4 separate regions of the Mus musculus genome follow, and all the other regions are linked to region 2. Evidence: chromatin loops called from intact Hi-C (ENCODE). Cell type or tissue: heart. All regions are shown on one strand. Region 1 holds the start of Mrpl38 (mitochondrial ribosomal protein L38). Region 2 overlaps Evpl (envoplakin). Region 3 holds the start of Fbf1 (Fas (TNFRSF6) binding factor 1). Region 4 holds the start of Wbp2 (WW domain binding protein 2).

Region 1 (5,000 bases), 81 kb after region 2:
ATCTCCTTGATGCCCCACAGGGGAGAATGTGATATACAAGGCAGGCATGGTACCCGCTGGGACTCAGTCCTCCTAACACATAAGCAGTCCCAAGTTAACCCTGAATGGAGAATCGTGGGTCGAAAGGATCAGCTGGCATTATGGGGCCACCTTGCATTTCTGCCATCTCCCAAAGGGAAAGGGGGTGACTTCCAGCACATGGGATGACAGGCAATGCAAAGAGACTCCCCAAAACCTTGGTCTTCCTGAGTAGTGAAGCGAGCTTAGGAAGAGTGTGAGCTTAGCTGGCTGTGCTAGTGACAGCAGTGATCCCAGCACTCGGGAGGCTGGCTGTGCTAGTGACAGGTGTGATCCAGCACTCGGGAGGCTGGCTGTGCTAGTGACAGCAGTGATCCAGCACTCGGAAGGCTAGCTGTGCTAGTGACGGGTGTGATCCCGCACTCAGGAGGCTGGCTGTGCTAGTGACAGGTGTTATCCCAGCACTCGGGAGGCTGGCTGTGCTAGTGACAGGTGTGATCCAGCACTCGGGAGGCAGGCTGTGCTAGTGACAGGTGTGATCCAGCACTCGGGAGGCTGGCTGTGCTAGTGACGGGTGTGATCCCGCACTCCGGAGGCTGGCTGTGCTAGTGACAGGTGTGATCCCAGCACTCGGGAGGCTGGCTGTGCTAGTGACAGGTGTGATCCAGCACTCGGGAGGCTGGCTGTGCTAGTGACAGCAGTGATCCAGCACTCGGGAGGCTAGCTGTGCTAGTGACGGGTGTGATCCCGCACTCAGGAGGCTGGCTGTGCTAGTGACAGGTGTGATCCCAGCACTCGGGAGGCTGGCTGTGCTAGTGACAGGTGTGATCCAGCACTCGGGAGGCTGGCTGTGCTAGTGACAGGTGTGATCCAGCACTCGGGAGGCTGGCTGTGCTAGTGACGGGTGTGATCCCGCACTCAGGAGGCTGGCTGTGCTAGTGACAGGTGTGATCCCAGCACTCCGGAGGCTGTAGGCTTGAGAATTAGGAGAGTCTGCGACACACTGAAAGATACTGTCTCATAAAAATATAAATAAAAGTGATGCTGGGCAGTGGTCATGTATGCCTTTAATCCCAGCACTCAGGCAACAGGGGCAGGCAAACCTCAGGATTCAAGGCCAGCCTGCTCTACAGAGTGAGTTCCAGGACAGCCAAGCTACACAGAGAACCCTGTCTCAAACACCAATTTGAGGCTGTGAGTAACAATCTAGATGAGAGGGGGCAAGAGTGAGTGTGTCAGAAGACTGCCTGCTGGGGAAGGAGCAGAGGGCAGAACTGCACCTGGTGGCATGAGGGGCACTGGAAGTGCTCCCAGGGACCTTGACATGTGTCAGGAAGATGTGAAGAAGAATTCAAATCTCTGACGTGAGGCAGTGTGGTATCACCACACGCCTGTAATCTCAGCATTTGGGAGGCCATGGTAAGAGGAAGAGGAGTGGACCAAGGCAGGGAAATCAGGAGAGGAGGGAGGGGAAACTGGGGTTTGGGATGTAATATACAAGAAAATAAAAATGACTGTCGTGAGTTCAAGGCTACAAAATAACTGCCAAGTAGGCAGGGGTATATAGCAAAAACCTAGCTCATTTAAAATTAATATTGTTAGAGCCATTGCTTCCAGGCTGGATATGTGTGAATCCTTGTTAGGTCTCTCAAACAGTTGAAATACAAACAAGATCCTCTCTTCAGAGCTTCCCAGACAGGGAGAATCAGAACGAAGAACAGGCTACCTAGCTGAGCAGTCTCCACCCACTCGTGGAGACACCATGACTCTTCAGCAGTACAAGGGCAGAGAGAGGAGCTGGAGAGACTCATATAAGAGGGTTCAGAAACAAAAGGATAAAACAGCAAGTGAGACCATATGAACACCCTGCAAGTGTTCAGTTCCCCTCACACTCAGCAAGAACCCTTCAGTACCCATCAACTCCTCAAGGCAAGGCTGTGGTGTCCTGACCTGTGAACTCCAACACTTGTCAGACAGCAGCTGCTCACTATTGGAGGAATTAGAAGTGATGGTGAGAGGCTTAGCTGCCTGGGTGCTGTGGAATTTAAGCTGTGGCCATTTCTGCTGGATATCGAGACCTCACTGCATTTCACTGTGAGTTCAAGGGTCAGACTTCTGTTAGCAAAAAAACTAGCAGTCATTGGCCTGGATTGGGGATGTCAGGACTTCCTTGAGAGAGCACTTCGGGGCCGGCAGGTCACAGAAGGAGAAGACAACAACAGCAGACACCTTGTGATCTGGGGAGAAGCTGAAGGAGTAGAGCTTTGCTATACTGGAAACTTGAGTTCCAGGGCAGAAGGGCTGAGGCTGGGTCAAAAAGCGGTAGAGAGCACTAGAACTGTGAATTGGAGATGATCAAGAGAGAACAGATGCACCAAGGTGCAAATCCTGCGAAGCGAGCACTATTATTACCTGTTTTATTCCCAAGTCTGACTCCAGAATCCTCCTCTATCAATCCCTGTGTCAGGGCCAGAGGAAGGTGAGTGAGATCCCTGGGGTCAAAACCCATAGTTGTTCTTGAAGCTGTACCTTTGTGCTGCCTCCTAGTGGCAGCTCTCAGCCCCGCGCGATCCAACAGGCATCTTCCGGGCCCGCACTATCAGACCTCTCTTAGACTTTGCGCCAATGGGAAGGTCCCAGGACTTTCAGCATTACGTCAGGAGCTTGAGACCGCGGGGCGGGGCGGGGCGGGGCGGGGGGCGGGGTCTCCCACGGGGCGGGGCTATGGAGGCGGAGCCTCCCGCCGGACGCGCAGGCTTCTCTCCGGCCACCTCTGTCTGGGTCCTACGGGCGTCTTTGGCGACCTGGGGGAAAGATGGCGGCGCCCTGGTGGCGTGCGGCGTTTTTCGGAATTGGGAGATGCCGGGGCTTCAGCACCTCGGGTGAGTGGTGTGAGGTCGTGGAGCTCTTGGGCCTCTGTAGCTCCGGTCGCGGTCCTAAGCCTGCGTGACGTCCCTGTCTGTGCCCGCAGCCTTCCTCAGCCGCCGGACACCCCCGCTCGGGCCCATGCCCAACGAGGACATCGACGTGAGCAACCTGGAGCGGCTGGAGAAGTACCGGAGCTTCGAGCGGTACCGCCGCCGGGCGGAGCAGGAGGCGCGCGCCCCGCACTGGTGGCGGACCTACCGGGAGCATTTCGTGAAGGAGACAGGTGCGGGAGCGACGTATTCTCCCCCAGTTTGGTCCCCGTGGGCCCCCGGAACGAGAAGGACCTGCGTGCCCCTCAGACGTGTAGTTCTGAATTTAAGCAAACGTCCAAGTGATATACGCATAGCTTAATCTGTCTGTAAAACTGAGACTCAGCCGGATGGTGGAGGCCCACGCACTTAATCGCAGCGTTTAGGAGGCAGAGGAAAACGGAGCTCTTGACTTAGGGGCTAGCCTAATCTACACCGTGAGTTTCAAGACAGTCAGAGCACACGGAAAAACCCTGTCTTGGGGATGGAGGTGGTAGTATGGGGTAGTAAAGATGCATTGTTTGAAAACGAAAGAAAATGAAGACAAAGCAAAAAACAGAAAAAATTAACAAAAAAGGAAAAGAAAACAAAACAAAAAGATGCATTATTTGGCTTTTTGGTTTTTGTTGTTTGAGATAGGGTCTTATTAGCCCAGGGTGGCCTTGAACTCACTGTGTAACGAGGATGATGGAGGACTGCCTTGTTCCGCCTCCCAGTTAACTGAGAGTGCAGCTGGGAACCACCAAGGCCTGGCTAGAGATTAGGGCCTCACTATATAGACCAGGCTGGCCTCAACCCACAAATCCACCTGCCTCTCTCTGCCTCCCAAGTTTTGGAATTAAAAGCATTTGCCACCAGCTGGTGCCCCATCTCCTTAAATCTGCCTAAAACTATTACTAACTCTACCCAAGACTTAAGTGTGCAGCCTGGTCTACAAAGTGAATTTCAGGACAGCCAGGGCTAAACAGAGAAACCCTGTCTCGAAAAAACAAAAAAAAAAACAAAACAAAAAAAAAGACTTAGGTGTGTGTTGTGTTCATAACCACCTTTGAATCATGTTTTTCTTTCCTTGTTTTTCTTTCTTTCTTTCTTTGTTGTTGTTTTAAGACAGGGTTTCTCTGTGTAGCCCTGCCTGTCCTGGAACTCATACAGACCACGCTGCCCTTGAACTCAGAGATCTGCCCACCTCTGCATCCTGGGTGCTGGGATTAAAAGTGTGTGCCATCACTGCCCAGTGTTATAATTATTTAATCTCAGTCAGGGGTTTCTACTCACCTTTGATCATTCAACTCCTAGATACAAGTCACAAAGCCTTAAAGCACTAGAGCTGGGCACATATCTACTCAATACTGTTATGTCTACTTCTCTGCCAGTAACCCCGAGATATGACACTTCCTCCAGCTGGACTGCCCTCATGGCCAGTTTTCATGGTCCCTAACCCCATGGCATCTTCTGTGTCCACTTTCTCTCTCTCCCTCCCTCTTAGTCCCCACCTCAGACACCCAGCCTGGGAACCAAAATCCCACCTAGCTCCCTTCTGCTCAGCTGTAGGCATCGTTATTCACCAATCAGGGATAACTTTGGGGGCAAGGTTACATAGCATCACTTGTGTCTAGGGTCTACCTGAGAATCCCTTCTCCCTGGGGGCAACCAGAGCCAGTATTTAGCATTGCAATACACAGCAACAGACCAAACCTCCATAGCCCAGCTACCTTTGAGTCATTTGAAAGGTGATTCTGATAACCAGTTAGGAAACCCATCTGCCTCAGTTTCCCACGCTGGGACCCAGTCTGGGGTCCAGATGCCAGAGTTTTACTTTATATCTCATTTGCTGTATGGCTGAGCCCTGTTCAGTTCCGGGAAGCAGACTGCATAGGTCAGCTTAGTGGGTCAAGTGTTTCATCCTTTCCTGGAGTATCAGGGGGACAGAACTAGATAAAGTCAGGCTGCTCAACAATGATGTTTGATTTGGGGCCGGGGTGTTGGTCCAGTGAGGAAAAGTGTCTGCTGTACTCACCCCACCCT
Region 2 (5,000 bases):
GACTCAGGAGGTGGTGAGGCACGAGAAGAACCCAGAGGTGCTGCGGGAGATCGACCGTCTCAAGGCTCAGCTCAACGAACTGGTCAACACCAACGGGCGCTCTCAGGAGCAGCTCATCCGGCTCCAGGGCGAACGCGATGAGTGGAAGCGGGAAAGGTCCAAGGTGGAGACCAAGATGGTGAGCAAAGAAGTCGTGCGGCACGAGAAGGATCCGGTGCTGGAGAAGGAGGCCGAGAGGCTCCGGCAGGAGGTGCGGGAGGCTGTCCAGAGGAGGCGAGCCACGGAGGATGCTGTGTACGAGCTGCAGAACAAGTTACTGCTGCTGGAGAGGAGGCGGCCCGAGGAGCAGATAGTGGTGCAGGAGGTGGTGGTCACCCAGAAGGACCCGAAGCTGCGCGAGGAGCACAGCCGGCTGAGCCGCAGCTTGGATGAGGAGGTGGGGCGCCGGCGGCAGCTGGAGCTGGAGGTGCGGCAGCTGGGCGCCAGAGTTGAGGAGGAGGAGGCCAGGCTCAGCTTCGAGGAGGATCGCAGCAAGAAGCTGGCCGCCGAGAGGGAGCTGCGGCAACTGACCCTGAAGATCCAGGAGCTGGAGAAGCGGCCCCCTGCCCTGCAGGAAAAGATCATCATGGAGGAAGTGGTCAAGTTAGAGAAAGATCCTGACCTGGAGAGGTCTACAGAAGCTCTGCGGCGCGAGCTGGATCAGGAGAAGAACCGCGTGACCGAGCTGCACCGGGAGTGCCAGGGTCTGCAGGTTCAGGTCGACCTCCTCCAGAAAACTAAATCACAGGAGAAGACCATATACAAGGAAGTGATCAGGGTCGAGAAGGACCCGGTGCTGGAGGGCGAGAGGGCCCGAGTGTGGGAGATCCTTAACCGGGAGCGCGCAGCCCGCAAGGGCCGGGAGGAGGATGTCCGGAGCTTGCAGGAGCGGATCGACCGAGCCGAGGCTCTGAGGAGGTCCTGGTCCCGCGAGGAAGCTGAGCTCCAGAGGGCCCGGGACCAGGCAAGCCAGGACTGCGGGCGGCTGCAGAGACAGCTGCGGGAGCTGGAGCAGCAGAAACAGCAGAAAGCCCGGCAGCTACAGGAGGAGGGGAGGCTGCTTAGCCAGAAGACGGAGAGCGAGCGCCAGAAGGCCGCCCAGCGGAGCCAGGCGGTCACGCAGCTCGAGGCTGCCATTCTCCAGGAAAAGGACAAGATCTACGAGAAAGAGAGGACCCTCAGGGACCTGCACACCAAGGTGAGCCGGGAGGAGCTCAACCAGGAGACCCAGACCCGGGAGACCAACCTCTCCACCAAGATCTGCATCTTGGAACCGGAGACCGGCAATGACATGTCTCCTTACGAGGCCTACAAGAGGGGTGTCATCGACAGAGGCCAGTATCTCCAGCTGCAGGAGCTGGAGTGTGACTGGGAAGAAGTCACAACCTCCAGCCCCTGCGGGGAGGAGTCTGTGCTCCTGGACCGCAAGAGCGGGAAGCAATACTCCATCGAGGCCGCCCTCCGCTGCCGCCGCATTTCCAAAGAAGAGTACCACAGGTACAAAGATGGCCGCCTCCCCATCTCCGAGTTTGCCCTGCTTGTGGCAGGGGAGACCAAGCCGAGTTCTTCACTCTCCATTGGGTCCATCATCTCCAAGTCTCCAGTCTGCTCCCCAGGCCCCCAGAGTACCGGCTTCTTCTCCCCAGGCCTCTCTTTTGGGCTCACTGAGGATAGCTTCCCCATCGCGGGGATCTACGATACAACCACAGACAACAAGTGTAGCATCAAGGCAGCTGTGGCCAAGAACATGCTGGATCCTATCACTGGGCAGAAGCTGTTGGAGGCCCAGGCAGCCACGGGAGGCATTGTTGACCTTCTTAGCCGAGAACGGTACTCCGTACACAAGGCGGTGGAGCGGGGACTCATTGAGAACACCTCCACTCAACGGCTGCTCAATGCTCAGAAGGCCTTCACCGGCATCGAGGACCCTGTCACCAGGAAGAGGCTGTCGGTGGGTGAGGCCATCCAGAAGGGCTGGATGCCCCAGGAAAGCGTGCTTCCCCACCTGCTGGTACAGCACCTGACTGGGGGCCTCATCGACCCCAAGAGGACGGGACGCATCCCCGTCCCTCAGGCTGTGCTCTGCGGGATGATCAGCGAAGACCTGGGCCAGCTCCTGCAAGATGAATCCGGCTACGAGAAGGATCTGACAGACCCCATCACCAAGGAGAGGCTGAGCTACAAGGAGGCCATGGGGCGCTGCCGCAAAGATCCTCTAAGTGGCCTACTACTGCTCCCCGCCATGCTAGAAGGCTATCGCTGCTACCGCGCGGCCTCCCCCACCCTGCCAAGATCCTGTGTGCGTTGATGAGGGGCTCTGCAGAGGGGGAGGGAGAATGCACACGTCACCTTGCCCTGGAGCTGCGTAATCCGAGGCAGCGGGTCCTCCTCCTGAGTGTCCACCTCACTGCGCAATCGTTTGTGGTGTTGGGCTCTGTCCCCAAATATGGGAAGTTCCGTTGTTCCTCCCCACCCCGTGCTTCTAATAAATGGATTATCTCTGTGCCGAGTCTCCTCTCATTTGGGGTTGCGGGGTCAGTGTGTCTGGGGTGTGAGCCCAGAAGCAGTACTGCTTGGGGATTCCCCCACCCCAAAGTATGTGTTGTGTGGGGTAGATGTGCCCAGCTCACCTGCCTGAGAAACAGAAGGTCATGAAAGGAGACCCTGGAAGCCCCATAGCCCCTCAGTTCCTGCCAGAACTGCCTCTAGCTCTCTGTGGAGAGCTTCCCTTTGTTGTCAGACCATGTCCCCCATACGAAGATTGACACCAAAAGCTCAGGAAGAAGTTACATTTATTTTCCATGTGTCACACAGAAGGACATCAACTGCCTATTTTTGATGACGCGACTACTTAGAACACCCTCAGGTGTTGTAACCACTCTTAGGATCAGAGAACTGCCCTGCCCCTCCTCCTGTTTAACTAGGTCCTCTGAACTGGAATTCAACTCTCCCAACAGCCTAAACCAAAAGACCAGCAGAGGGCACCCTCTCTCAGGGGCCATGCTCTGCAGCTGTGCAGTGAAGGCGAAGGGCTAGGGTCTCTTATCTAACCTGACACCTACTGTCTGGTCATTCAGAGGAGTTCTGTGCCCTGCCCCCAATTGGGCAGGGAGCACCTGCATGCCTTTCGAAAGTGCTCCATTAAATCCAACAAACAATACAGGAACTTGCCAACCTGTAGACGACATGAACCCAAGCCCCTCAGGGTCTGTTCTTCCCCAGAAAGGCAGAAAGGGAGGGAGGCAGCTGGCGAGGGTGTGAGGTGGTGGGCCCCACATACGTGTTCTCAGCGGGAGGAACGCCCTGCTGTACATTGTTGGGGTGCTAGGGAGTGTCCAGGAGAGAAGTAGGGATGGGCCAGGGCAGTCTTGGCTGAGATCCGCTGGCTGGGGTCATACTGCAGGAGTCGCTGGGGGAGGAAGGACAAGAGACTGTTGGGTGAAATCAGGGTAGAGAGGGAGTCCCTTCAACAGGTCCCAGGGGGAGGGAGAGCCATGCCTGAAAAGCAGGTCCCCCCCTCCCCCCAAACTGGAATTAGAGTTGACTATGAGACTCCTGGTATGGGTGCTGGGAACTGAACTCTGCAAGAGCAGCCATCTCTCCAGCCCCCAAATAGGGCCTCTTTGTTTGCCAGCACTGCATAGGCCAGGCTAGCTGACCTGTGAGCTCCAGGGATCCCCCTGTCTCAGGCCCCCATCCTGCCCTTGGAGCAGTGGAGTTACAGACTCCTGCTTCTGTGTTCAGCTTTAGGTACCATGACTGGGCCTCAAGAGCCTTACCCACTGAGCCACCCTACCCCCAGGCTTTGTGTGGTTCTGCAGATCTGAAGCCAAGCTCTCATGTTTATATGGCAAGCACGTTGCCAACTGAACCATCTTAGCCTGAGTTCCCCAGCGTTTAAGCCAGGTCTGGACGCTCCCAGAACTGAGGTTAAACAGTTAGTTTTTGAGTCCAGGCCTATGATTCATGGTTCCACCTGCTCCTGCTTGAGAACAGATGTCCAAAGAGTGCGCACTTGTGCTGGGGCAGGATAGACAGAACAAGTGGAGGAGGAGCTAACAGCCTAAGAGCAGGCCTATGCAGCTCACTCTCTGTAGTCACACACATAACCCAGGCAGGGTGCCAGGAAACAGCATTTGAAGGAAAAGTGGCTTTAGCAGGAAGTGCCTGCCATCCTGCTGGCGCTAGGTTGCTAGGCAGCACACATAGCCTTCTGGTGAGGTCACTTTGGCCTCGATGGCGGCCCTGCCCTTTCTTCCCTGGCCCAGCATGGGCAAACCCAGAAATGGGGACATCATGCTTGTGAGCAAACAGGGCTGGCTCTGAGGCCCAGGAGGCAGCTGAAGCATCATCAGTAGGGAGCCAGTGGTCCACAGGTAGGGAAGAGCTGCCCTGCACAGCCAGTCCTATGTGGAGACTGACCTGTGAGAGAGGTGCTATGGGGGACACTGAGGCAGGAGGAGGTGTGGCCTCTGCTCAGAGAACTGCTCCACCCAGATGGGGCAGGAAACCCACAAGAGAGTCAGACACAAAACAACAGCCAAGGCACAAAGCCAAAGCTAACTACTTTTGAGGAGTTTCAAAAGGGAGAGTGGACATTGGATTTATCAGGAGAGCGGCTCCTGACCGGATATATAGAGACAAGCCAAGTGTTTACAAAGGTCAGAGGAGTCCAGTCTCACTTGACTAGTTACATAAGAGGGTGGCTTGAAACAGGGGACCTTCTGCTGCTGCTAGGATGCTGTCCTTGTTTATTGGTACCTACCAGGAGCAGGTCCTTGCCTTCTGGTCCCAGACTAGGCACGATTTCCTCCAGCCCCTTCCTGCTCCATTTGGGGAAGCTACTCTGATAGTCAGGCATCTGGGAGACTCCGGGCCATGTGGCTTCACTGGGGGTCCCCAGGGTGCGAAAGATCCGAAAGAGCTGGTCAATCTCTGAGTCACCCGGAAACAGAGCTTTG
Region 3 (5,000 bases), 52 kb after region 2:
AAGTCATCGTGGGCCGTTTTGTTTTGTTGTTGGTTTTTTGTTGTTGTTGTTTTGTTTTGTTGTTTTATTTTTGAGACAGTTTCTCTGAGTAGCCCTGGCTGTCCGCTGCCTCCCAAGGACTGGGATTAAAGACATGTACCGTCACTACCCAGTTTCATATTTTAATCTTAATTCCTGGCTTTCCTCCCCTGCACAGCTTTTACTTGCAGCCTAGAACTTTACAAAGTCATCACCTAGAGGGATCTTCATAGGAAGTGAATTAGGTACAGGATCAGGAGCTTCCTCGGTGACAGGTTCCCGAGAGAGGAAGGCCCAGGAGATCAGGAAATAGGAACATTTGGGGTCAGTGTCATGGGGCATCCACCAGAGAAGACTCTGCTCCAACCTGGCTTTAAGCCAATAGGAAGTCCTTATTAGCTGGCTGGCAACTACACTGGGTGTTTGGGATCCCAGTGTAGCCCTCAGCCTTTCTCAGAATGAGCTTTTAAACACAAAAACAATGTTCTGGGTTGACATACTTCAGTTAAGAACAGTCAGGGGCTGGTGAGATGGCTCAGTGAGTAAGAGCACCCGACTGTTCTTCCGAAGGTCCAAAGTTCAAATCCCAGCAACCACATGGTGGCTCACAATCACCCGTAATGAGATCTGATGCCCTCTTCTGTACTGTCAGACAGCTACAGTGTACTTACATTAAATAAATAAATAAATAAATAAATAAATCTTAAAAAAAAAAAAGAAGTCAGAAGGGGAACTACTACAGAATCCAAAAGGCAAGGTTAGTACATTGAGACTTTCTCAGAACTATGGACTTTGATGGATTAGGTCTTGGTTTTAGTGTTGACAGGTGGTGCTGTCTGCTCACTGAATGTTATAGCCTGAATGGTACTTCCATCATGGAGTCAGTTTTGGGGCCTATTAAGTCTGGGGCCCTGTTACAGTTTGGAGGTCTCATTCGAGCTCTATCTTAACTAATCATCTAACCTGTAAGGAAGGCTTCCCAGAGGCCCCATGAAAGGAAAAAAGGATTGCTAGTTCTGTGTCCTTGCCCAGGGGCAGACTTGAGGTCTAGTCTGAGGCTGGGGCCAGGGCCTTGAAGGATTGAGGATTCAGTTTGTGGGAATTTGACTTTTTCTTCCTAAAGAGTGTGAGTTGGGGCTGGTGAGATGGCTCAGTGGGTAAGAGCACCCGACTGCTCTTCCAAAGGTCCAGAGTTCAAATCCCAGCAACCACATGGTGGCTCACAACCATCCGTAACAAGATCTGACTCCCTCTTCTGGAGTGTCTGAAGACAGCTACAGTGTACTTACATATAATAATAAATAAATCTTTAAAAAAAAAAAAAAAAAAAAAAGAGTGTGAGTTATCATTCCCAAGACACTCCTGTGCTTGGTCTGTGGTGTCCCTGAGAGAACCTGTGTCCCTCTTATGTGATGTCCCTGAGAGAACCTGTGTCCCTTTTATGTGATGTCCCTGAGAGAACCTGTGTCCCTTTTATGTGGTGTCCCTGAGAGAACCTGTGTCCCTCTTATGTGATGTCCCTGAGAGAACCTGTGTCCCTTTTATGTGATATCCCTGAGAGAACCTGTGTCCCTCTTATGTTATGTCCCTGAGAGAACCTGTGTCCCTTTTATGTGGTGTCCCTGAGAGAACCTGTGTCCCTTTTAGGCAGCACTGCTTGATTAGCTTCCGGCCGACATCATCCGTGGTATGGTTGCTTTCTCCTGAGTCTGTTCCATTTCCCTCCTACAAACTGTATACAAGATTCTCCCTCCCCTCCTCTTCCACCTCCTCCTCCTCCTCTTCCTCCCCCTTCCTCCTCTTCCTCCTCTTCCTCCCCTCTCCTCCTCCTCCTCTTCCTTCCCCTCCTCCTCCTCCTTTCTCCCCCTCCTCTTCCTCCTCCTCTTCTTCCTCCCCCTCCTCTCCCTCCTCCTCCCCCTCCTTGTCCTCCTCCTCCTCTTCCTTCTCCTCCTCTTCTTCCTTCTTCTCTTCCTCCTCCTCTTCCTTCTCTTCTTCCTCCTCTTCCTTCTTCCTTCTCCTCTCTTTCCTTGTAAGACAGGTGTATTAGCTGATTTTGTGTATAACCTGACACACCCTAGAGTCATCAGAGAGGAAAAAGCATCAGATGAGTAATTGCCTTCATGAGATCCAGCTGTAAAGCATTTTCTCAATTAGTGATCAATGGGGGAGGGCCTAGCCCATGGTGAGTGGTGCCATCCCTGGGCTGGTAGTCTTGGGTTCAAGGCACTAAGTTCTTTTCTATAAGAACACATGAAGTTGGGGAGGAAACAGCTATGGGAAGATTTGGAGCAGGTACAATAGTACAATGGAGGGTGGACTCGATCTAAACATCAGCACATATAAAACAATTTTTTAAAATTAAATTTGTAGAGAGTTGGAGCATCTGTGTTGGCAGAGCACCACCTTGCCTCTGGCTAGAGATTTATTTACTCCTTCTTTGGATTGCACCTAAGAAAGTGTGTTGTGTTAATTCCGAGACACTATTATGTAGCTGGTCTCAACAGCCAGTTTTGACCTAGGAAATTGACAATCTAGGTCTAGCCTAGGTTTCAAACGCTATGATTCTGGGCGTGGCATGTCCACTGTGTGCCTTTGTTGATAGTTTTGGGTCTTCTGACAGAGCAGCTTTGACCTTATGATTGATCAAGAAGAAGATCATGGTCACCAATTAGCCCTCCGAACTTGAGGAACTCCCTTGCACCTAGTCGGGAGATGCTTTCCCCGCGCTTCACGGGAGTGACGTTGAGACAGCTCCTAGCAACTCGCGGAGCATCCAACAGACGCCTTGCCCCCGCTGCGGGGCACGCTGGGAGATGTAGTCCTTCCGGTCAAGTCCTGTGGTTCGGCCCGCTAGTGAACGGGCGACGGACTACAGTTCCTAGAATCCTCCACGCCACCGTCTATTTGAGGCCAGAGGCTGCGAGGTGGGACTGTCGCCGGCGGAGAGGTGGTAGGCCTGGCCGAACGGAGCGCACTGAGTGGAGTCGGAACCCTGGGATCTGGTTGGGCTTGGTTTCCGTGGCCTTGTTTCTGAAAGGACAGCTCTTAACAGGGCCCCTAGGGACTAGGGAGAAGCTCGGCTGTGTCTGGATTCAGACGGGATGGGCGCGCGGGGGATGGAACATTGAGAGGCACAATGCCTGGCCTGGCGCTACACTCCGGGACCCGCTGTGGCTGAGGGGCGGGCTCGCGGATTTTAAAATGCCTTCATGGAGTTGGTTGAATATGTGAAGACGTGACAATATTCTGGAACACTTTGGCCATTACAAGCTGCCCCTAGAAAATGTACCCCCGGCCCTGTCTGGGAAGCTGCGACGGAATGCATAGGAGATAGCAGAAATTCTTTGATGTGATATGAGCGAAAACGCGTTTGGACTTGTAGATCGCTAAAGTTGCCATTGCACAGGAGAAACACAAGCATTCCCCTGTGTCCACAACCCCAGATACACTTTGCATTTTAATAAGAGACTAGGCACACCGAGAAGACAGATGAGCGCCCCAGCTGCCTTTCTTCCTAGGCACGTGAAGGTGGGTTTGGGTGAAGTGTAAGAGACAAAGAGGAGGTAGGAAATGCTGAGAAATTCTGTTCCCTGTATGAAATGTTTATCATATGTGAACTCACTGTCAGGCTTTGTGCTAGATGCAGCCTATAGAGAGTTTCCTGGCAAGGGATTTGAGTCCGGATGTGGTTTCTCTTTCCAAATGGCTCCACTTGTCACCACTTCCAGGGTAAAGGATATGGTCTACTTTTAAAATACTCTCCAAGCCAAGGAAAGGCCGATAAGTGAATAAGGAATCCTCATGTATTCTCTCTCCCTCCCACCCCTCCCCCAATCTGTTTCTTGCGGCAGGAGCTTACCCTAGCCCAAGAATTCACTATATATATCATTCAAGCTGGCCCCTAACTCAGCAATCCTGCTTCAGCCTCCCAAGTGCTGGGATTGCAGGTATGAAGCACTGCCTAACTTTTTCTTCTTTTTAAAATTTTAATTTTATGCGTATGGGTGTTTTGTCTGTGTGTCTGTCTGTGCACCACATGCATGTCTGGGCAATCAAAAAACACATCGATCCATTCATCTGTCCCCGATGGGAGTGACAGTTTGTAAGCCCCTATGGGTACTGGGGATCCAGTCCAGCTCAAATACTCATCTCTGTCTCTTTTGATTTGTTTGTCAGGGTTTTTCGGTGTAGCTCTGGCTGTCCTAGCAGTCACTCTGTAGACCAGGCTGGCCTCAAACCCAGAAATCCACTTGCCTCTGCCTCCTAAGTGCTACCACCTCCAGACTGCTTTTTCTATTACATACCTCAGGTTGGCCTAGAACTTGTGATTTTCCTGCCAAGTTCTAGGGTTGCCGCTAAGTGTGTATGATCATACCCACCTCAGGAATTCTTTTTGAACTTTACTTACTCATCTGGCGTAGTGGAGCACACACGCACATGGAGGTAAAAGGAAGACTTGCAGGAGTCAATTCTCTACCTCCATAATGCGTGTCCTGGGCTATCCAACTCAGATAGGCAGGCCTGCTGGCAATAGCACCTTTACTCACTGAATGGCATTCAATTCAGGAATTCTGGGATTATAGAAATAGGTTTGACCAATTCCTGGCTGTCCTGGAACTTGCGCTGTAAACCAGGCTGGCTTCACGCTCTGAGATCTGCCTGCCTCTACCTCCTGCGTGCTATGATTAAAGGCATGAACCACTGCTACCCTGCTGGGTTTTGATCTCTTAAGTGAAGGATTCTTAAGAGCCTTGGAGCCAAGCACTGGGAAATGCTGAATTCTACCTTTTATTTATGTGTATTTATTTATTTTTGAGACTTGCGTAGCCCAGGTTGGCCCTGAATTTGCTATGTAGCTGAGGATAGCCTTGAGATTCGGGATTTTTTTTTAACCTCTTCCCAAGTCCTGGTATTTCAGCATTATGCTGTGTCCAGATTTTGTTTTTAATTCTATGAATGTGTGTGTGCATGTGGGTGCAGAT
Region 4 (5,000 bases), 130 kb after region 2:
TAGAGCACAGAGAAACCTTCTCTCAAAAAAATCAAACCAACAAAACAAACAAGGAAGTTAAAAAAAAAAAAGAAAAGAAAAGAAAAGAAAAGAAAAATAACTAATTAAAAACATTCTTAAGAAATAAGTTGAGGAAGCCAGGCGTGGTGGCGCACGCCTTTAATCCCAGCACTTGGGAGGCAGAGGCAGGCAGATCTCTGAGTTCGAGGCCAGCCTGGTCTACAGAGTGAGTTCCAGGACAGCCGGGGCTACACACAGAAACCCTGTCTCGAAAAAAACAAAAACAAAAAAACAAAAAAACAAAAACAAAAATAAAAAAATAAAAAAGTTGAGGGCTGGAGAGATGTCTCAGCGGTTAAGAGCACTGACTGCTCTTCCTAAATTCAATTCCTAACAACCACATGGTGGCTCATAACCATCTGTAATGGGATCTGATGCCCTCTTCTGGTGTGCATGAAGACAGCTACACTGTACTCATATAAAATAAATAAATAAATAAATCCTTAAAAAAAGAGGAAGCTGAGATAAAGCAAAGATACCTGTGCTAACCTACCCGTAAATATTCCTATCTACAGAGAACAGAAGTGTTGATCAGGAAACACCAGTCTGGCCAGGCCAATCCAACAATTCGCTCAAGGAAGCAGGCTTTTGGCTTTATGGAGTCAAGTGGTTGGAAACTGGCCCAAACAAGGCTGTTCGTAAGTTGTCTGCCCAACATAACAATCAGGTTAAGAGGAAAAAAACCAGTGACTTCAGTGAGTCTCAACCACCGAGAGGTGTTATCAGAGCCTAGAAACGTGTTCCCTCTCAGAGACTCGGGTCCTGAGATGAACTCTGCACCCGTCCTGTTAGCAACACTCTGAGTGTCAGGAAAGATCCTCAGGTTCCGGGAAAGGATTTCCCTCTTTTTCTCTTCTTCTTCTTATTTGCGTGTGTATGTGTGTGTGTGTGTGTGTGTGTGTGTGTGTGTGTGTGTGTGTGTGTGAATGTAGGTACCCAAAGAAGCCAGAACAAGATACCAGACTGCCTGGAGTGGAGTTACAGACCATTGTCCATTGTGAACACCTGATTCGGGTGCTGGGACTAAAGGCGTGTGCCACCAGATGTGGCTATGGATTTTCTTTTACTGGATTTGTTGCTGTTTTATCTTTGTGGGACAGAGTCGCTGGACGGTTTGGAATTGAATACACAAACAAGGAGCCAGGGCTCAAACCCCCAGCCGTCCTCTCACCTCTGATCCCTGATTGCGTCATTACTAATACCCATCTTGGACTATGCTCTTTAAAAACTGCTGGGCTGGCTAGGGACATAGTCCAGCTTAGAACAGTGCTTTTCGTGATGTGCATGAATACTGGACTCAACTGATCATCATAACTTTGTAAACCCAGGCTCGGTGGTACACACCTGTAATCTCAGGACTCTTTCTCAAAAACCAAACAAACAAAAATCTGTAGCCATTTGACTTTTATTAGTGTGCACCTAGAAAAACAAACAAACAAACAAACAAACAAACAAACAGACAAACAACCCCAAAGCGAACAGAAGGGTCTCTTGCACTGTGAGTTAATAATGTACCTGCCATTTCCCAGAACTGTTTTACTCTGCAGCTGAGGCTGGTCTGGAAATCATTATGCAGCCCAAACTGGCCTCAAATCTGTGGCAATGTTCCAGGATGTAGGGCACCATGCTGTCTGCTTCAAACCAAACACTGGTGTCTTAAGGTTAAGGGTAGGTACGCTAAGATGCCACCCAGAAACTGAAGAGTTCTCCCAACCCTCGACAGCCCTGCGAAAGATACAACTCAGAGGTGGAGTTTAGATTCACTACAGCGCAGTGGGGAGACACCCACTAGCAGAAACGAGTCAGTGGTATTTTCAAAGTCCTACCTGGCGGTTGGTCATGTGCTTTGTCAGTCCACTCAATTATTCTAGGTCCTGTTTAAACCCTGCTGTTTAACTTCTGCAGCGGGATCCGCTAGATCAGAGCAGGAAGCAGCGCCATCGCGAGGCGGCAGGCGGCAGGTGCTGGGCGGGGAAGAGGGTGGGGAGCGGACCGCTCAGTCCCCAGAAGTTCACAGTCCGACTCTGGGTCCGGGATCTGGATCTGGGTCGATTAAAGTGGCGTATTTTATTTTTTTCGGGCTTTGCCAGTCCACTGTAGAAGGGACTGCATCTCGCACTGCTCTGTAAGTTTGCAATGAATACCCAAATGTAAGCGCGAACTACTCATGACAGTTGCGGAAATGAAGACGGCTGGTTACGTAATGTTTAAATGTACCATACACCAGATCATCAAATTTAAGTTACATTTCTTCGATTGAGTTTGCTTAACATGAGGAAGCTAGGATGAGAGAGGCGTACAAATGTTTAAGTAGTCTTGTAAATATAATCTCTAGCCTGGCCTATAATATAAAAAAAGACTACAAATTCCAGAATGCACTCGTCACTAAACGCAGGGCGAGGCCGCGGTTGCCGGACCACTGCCTGCTGGGAATTGTAGTTGGCTGCTTGTTTGTGATGCAGGTGCAACTTGGGGGAGGGAGAGCGGGAGTAAACTCTCCCCACGTGACAGTCCAGATCAGGTGGTTGGTCAGCCTGCGCGCAGGAACTATGATTGGCTGACTGTAATACGAACGACGCCACTAGAGGCGGGCCAAAGACCAGCGCAAGCGCAGAGCGTTGCGAGTCTCGGGACCCCAGTGGGAGAGACTATGGCGCTCAACAAGAATCACTCAGAGGGCGGCGGAGTGATCGTCAACAACACTGAGAGGTGAAAACACGGCGGAAGGATCCTGGAGACTTGAAGGGCGGGTGTCGGCCACTGTGTGTGGTGGGCGGTGGGATATGGTGGAGAAGGAAATTGATGGAGCGCTGTGGGGGGGGGGGCGTGGGGGGGGAGGAAAGAGGGAGAAAGGGGTGGTAACGGCCGGAGGCGGGGCTGGAGGGAGTGGGTGGGTCGTTGGGGAGGGCCGGAGTGCTGATCAGCTGGGGTGATGGGTGGGGGTGGGGCCAGAGAATGGTGTCAGGGTTTGTTTGGGAAGCCGAGTGAGGCCCACGGGTGATTTCTTGAACCCCTTCCCAAACGAAGTCTTAAAACATAGTTGCTATTTATTAGGCGTTCACTACGTCTTTACTATGCTGCGTCAGCTCTACCTTAGGTAATACATAATCCTGTGCCGCAGAAACTATTAGACACATTTTACAGGTAGGGCAAGTGACGCCTAATGAGGTTAAAATAACTTAGACCATTGTGCTGTGAGTAACAGAAGGGGAATTGAAGGAAGGTAACTTGGCCCCAAAGTCAATAGGCTTAACTACTCCTGTACAGTTTTCTCGTATATTCCAGAACTTCTCAAGTTCCAAAAGAAAGGCTGAGGCCCTAGAGGTGGTGGAACTAAATGTCTGTCAACTACTTAACCCGGTGACCCTTATAAAGGCTTGTCTCTTGCCTGGTTCTCTTGAATTCTTAATGGCTTGTGTCAGTTCCCCGAACAAAGGTCTCCCAACTTTAAGATTCTTTTTTTCTCTCCCCTCCTTGAACTGCTGGGCTTCTCTGTTCCTCTTGTTTCTTGTTCCTTGGAATTCTGACTCTCCTGACTTGCACTATCCGGGCTTGGATTAACTTGAGAGCCAAGAGAGACATGATGGAGGTCAGAGCCCACACCCAGTGTAGACAGGCACCCATCTTGGGACTTGTCACCTGGGAAGCTGACTCAGAGGAGAAGGTGGCAGTGACAAGGCCAGGTTCTGCTGACCTCGTGTGCGTAGGTCTTGGGAAGGGGCTGGCCAGCACATGTGCCTGGTGACCACTTCTTTAACCTGAGCTGCCCCTCTTTTATTGCACCAAGAAAGGATATTTGGGACAGGAGGAGACAGCTGAATGGAACCATACGAACTCAAACCTTTTTATCTTGTAATCTGAGAAACCTTACATTGTTTTCTGGTATACTTTGTCCAGTTCTTTGGCTGAGCCAAGTACTCTGATGCCATCTAATGACTGTCCCCACTTCTACCAGTCTCTCTGGTTTTTGAGGTATGGTTTCATTCCTGTAGCCCAGGTTGGCCTTGAATTTGAGGCAGTCCTCCTACCTCAGGCTTTTAAGTGCAAGGAATTCACCAGGGCTCTTTAGTTTCATTATTTGGGAGTGATTCCTTTTTGTTTGTTTTTCCAAGACAGTGTTTTTTGTGTAATAGAGCCCTGGCTGTCCAGGACTCACTAGGTAGTCCAGGCTGGCCTTGAACTTACAGAGATTCACCTACCTCTGCCTCCTGAGTGCTGGGGTTAAAGGCATGTGCTACCATACTGGGAATTTTTTGTCTCTTAAACTGAGTCTTACCTAGGTGGTATCTACCCTCCTGGGCCTCAGCACCTGGTTCATAGCTCATTGCTACCAGTAGGGTTCTAAGGAATAACTTGAGCCACACTTCTGAAACAAATGTGTCAGCAATAATTGAAGTTTAAGTATGATGCTCAAACTTTGGAATTTAAACTTGTAAACATTAATCTTTAATTCACAAACCACTGATAGAGATAAGAGCTGTGAACTTGCCGGGAGGTGGTGGTGCATGCCTTTGGTCCCAGCATTCAAGAGGCAGAGGCAGGCAGATCTCTGTGCGTTCAAGGCCAGCTTGGTCTACAGAGTGAGTTCCAGGACAGCCAGAGCTACACAGAGAAACCCTGTCTCCAAAAGAAAAAAGAAAAAGAAAAGTTGTGAACTCTTCCCAGAGAATTGAGTACATACACACACAAAGACACACACGCACTCGCGCCCCTATCTTAAGGGCTTTATGTGCAGAAGTTTTCTGCTGCTGCAGCTAGAGAAGCTTGGACTAGGGGCTGGAGAGCTGGTTTAGCAGTTAGAAATACTTCCTGTTCTCCCAGAGAACCCAGGTTTAGTTCCCAGCATCCATATGGAACAGCTCACAACCACATGTAACTCCAGCATCAGGGGGTCCAAAGCAAATATAGAATCATATCTTTTACATACATACATATATACA

Evidence for each region. A loop is a pair of places that touch in the nucleus more often than their neighbours do. Peaks named below come from ENCODE experiments on the same cell type or tissue, not always from the same donor. Only the 100,000 strongest peaks of a DNase experiment are listed, where the experiment ranks them.
Region 1: a loop joins it to region 2, with 6 times the contacts of the local background. A loop is called at or near these places in 10 of 42 quality-filtered maps.
Region 3: a loop joins it to region 2, with 3.0 times the contacts of the local background. A loop is called at or near these places in 5 of 42 quality-filtered maps.
Region 4: it touches region 2 in a loop (2.6-fold over the local background); 7 of 42 quality-filtered maps call a loop at or near these places.

The regions. Positions count from the first base shown.
Region 1 is chr11:116,136,611-116,141,610 of GRCm38, reverse strand. Mrpl38 (mitochondrial ribosomal protein L38) reads left to right here and starts at 2,743. Exons shown (of 9, transcript NM_024177.3): 1 at 2,743-2,900; 2 at 2,990-3,169. The coding sequence starts at 2,834. In heart, a CTCF peak has its summit at 2,561 (motif pointing left); a DNase peak (open chromatin) is centred at 2,680; H3K4me3 peaks cover 1,622 bases; H3K27ac peaks cover 2,141 bases.
Region 2 is chr11:116,218,102-116,223,101 of GRCm38, reverse strand. Evpl (envoplakin) reads left to right here. Exons shown (of 22, transcript NM_025276.3): 22 at 1-2,543. The coding sequence ends at 2,347. It also overlaps the pseudogene Cdk3. Among named protein-coding and RNA genes, the nearest start is that of Gm33250, 4.7 kb to the left of the region's middle. In heart, CTCF peaks have their summits at 1,149 and 3,014 (motif pointing right); DNase peaks (open chromatin) are centred at 1,031, 3,051, 4,181, 4,651 and 2 weaker places; H3K4me3 peaks cover 2,728 bases; H3K27ac peaks cover 3,058 bases; H3K27me3 peaks cover 2,494 bases.
Region 3 is chr11:116,166,098-116,171,097 of GRCm38, reverse strand. Fbf1 (Fas (TNFRSF6) binding factor 1) reads left to right here and starts at 2,920. Exons shown (of 31, transcript NM_172571.3): 1 at 2,920-3,546; 2 at 3,870-3,965. In heart, a CTCF peak has its summit at 2,933; a DNase peak (open chromatin) is centred at 2,887; H3K4me3 peaks cover 2,208 bases; H3K27ac peaks cover 2,054 bases.
Region 4 is chr11:116,084,636-116,089,635 of GRCm38, reverse strand. It overlaps Wbp2 (WW domain binding protein 2), which reads left to right and starts at 2,641. Exons shown (of 8, transcript NM_016852.3): 1 at 2,641-2,769. The coding sequence starts at 2,711. In heart, CTCF peaks have their summits at 445 (motif pointing left), 2,003 and 2,671; DNase peaks (open chromatin) are centred at 675, 2,005 and 2,535; H3K4me3 peaks cover 2,320 bases; H3K27ac peaks cover 3,508 bases.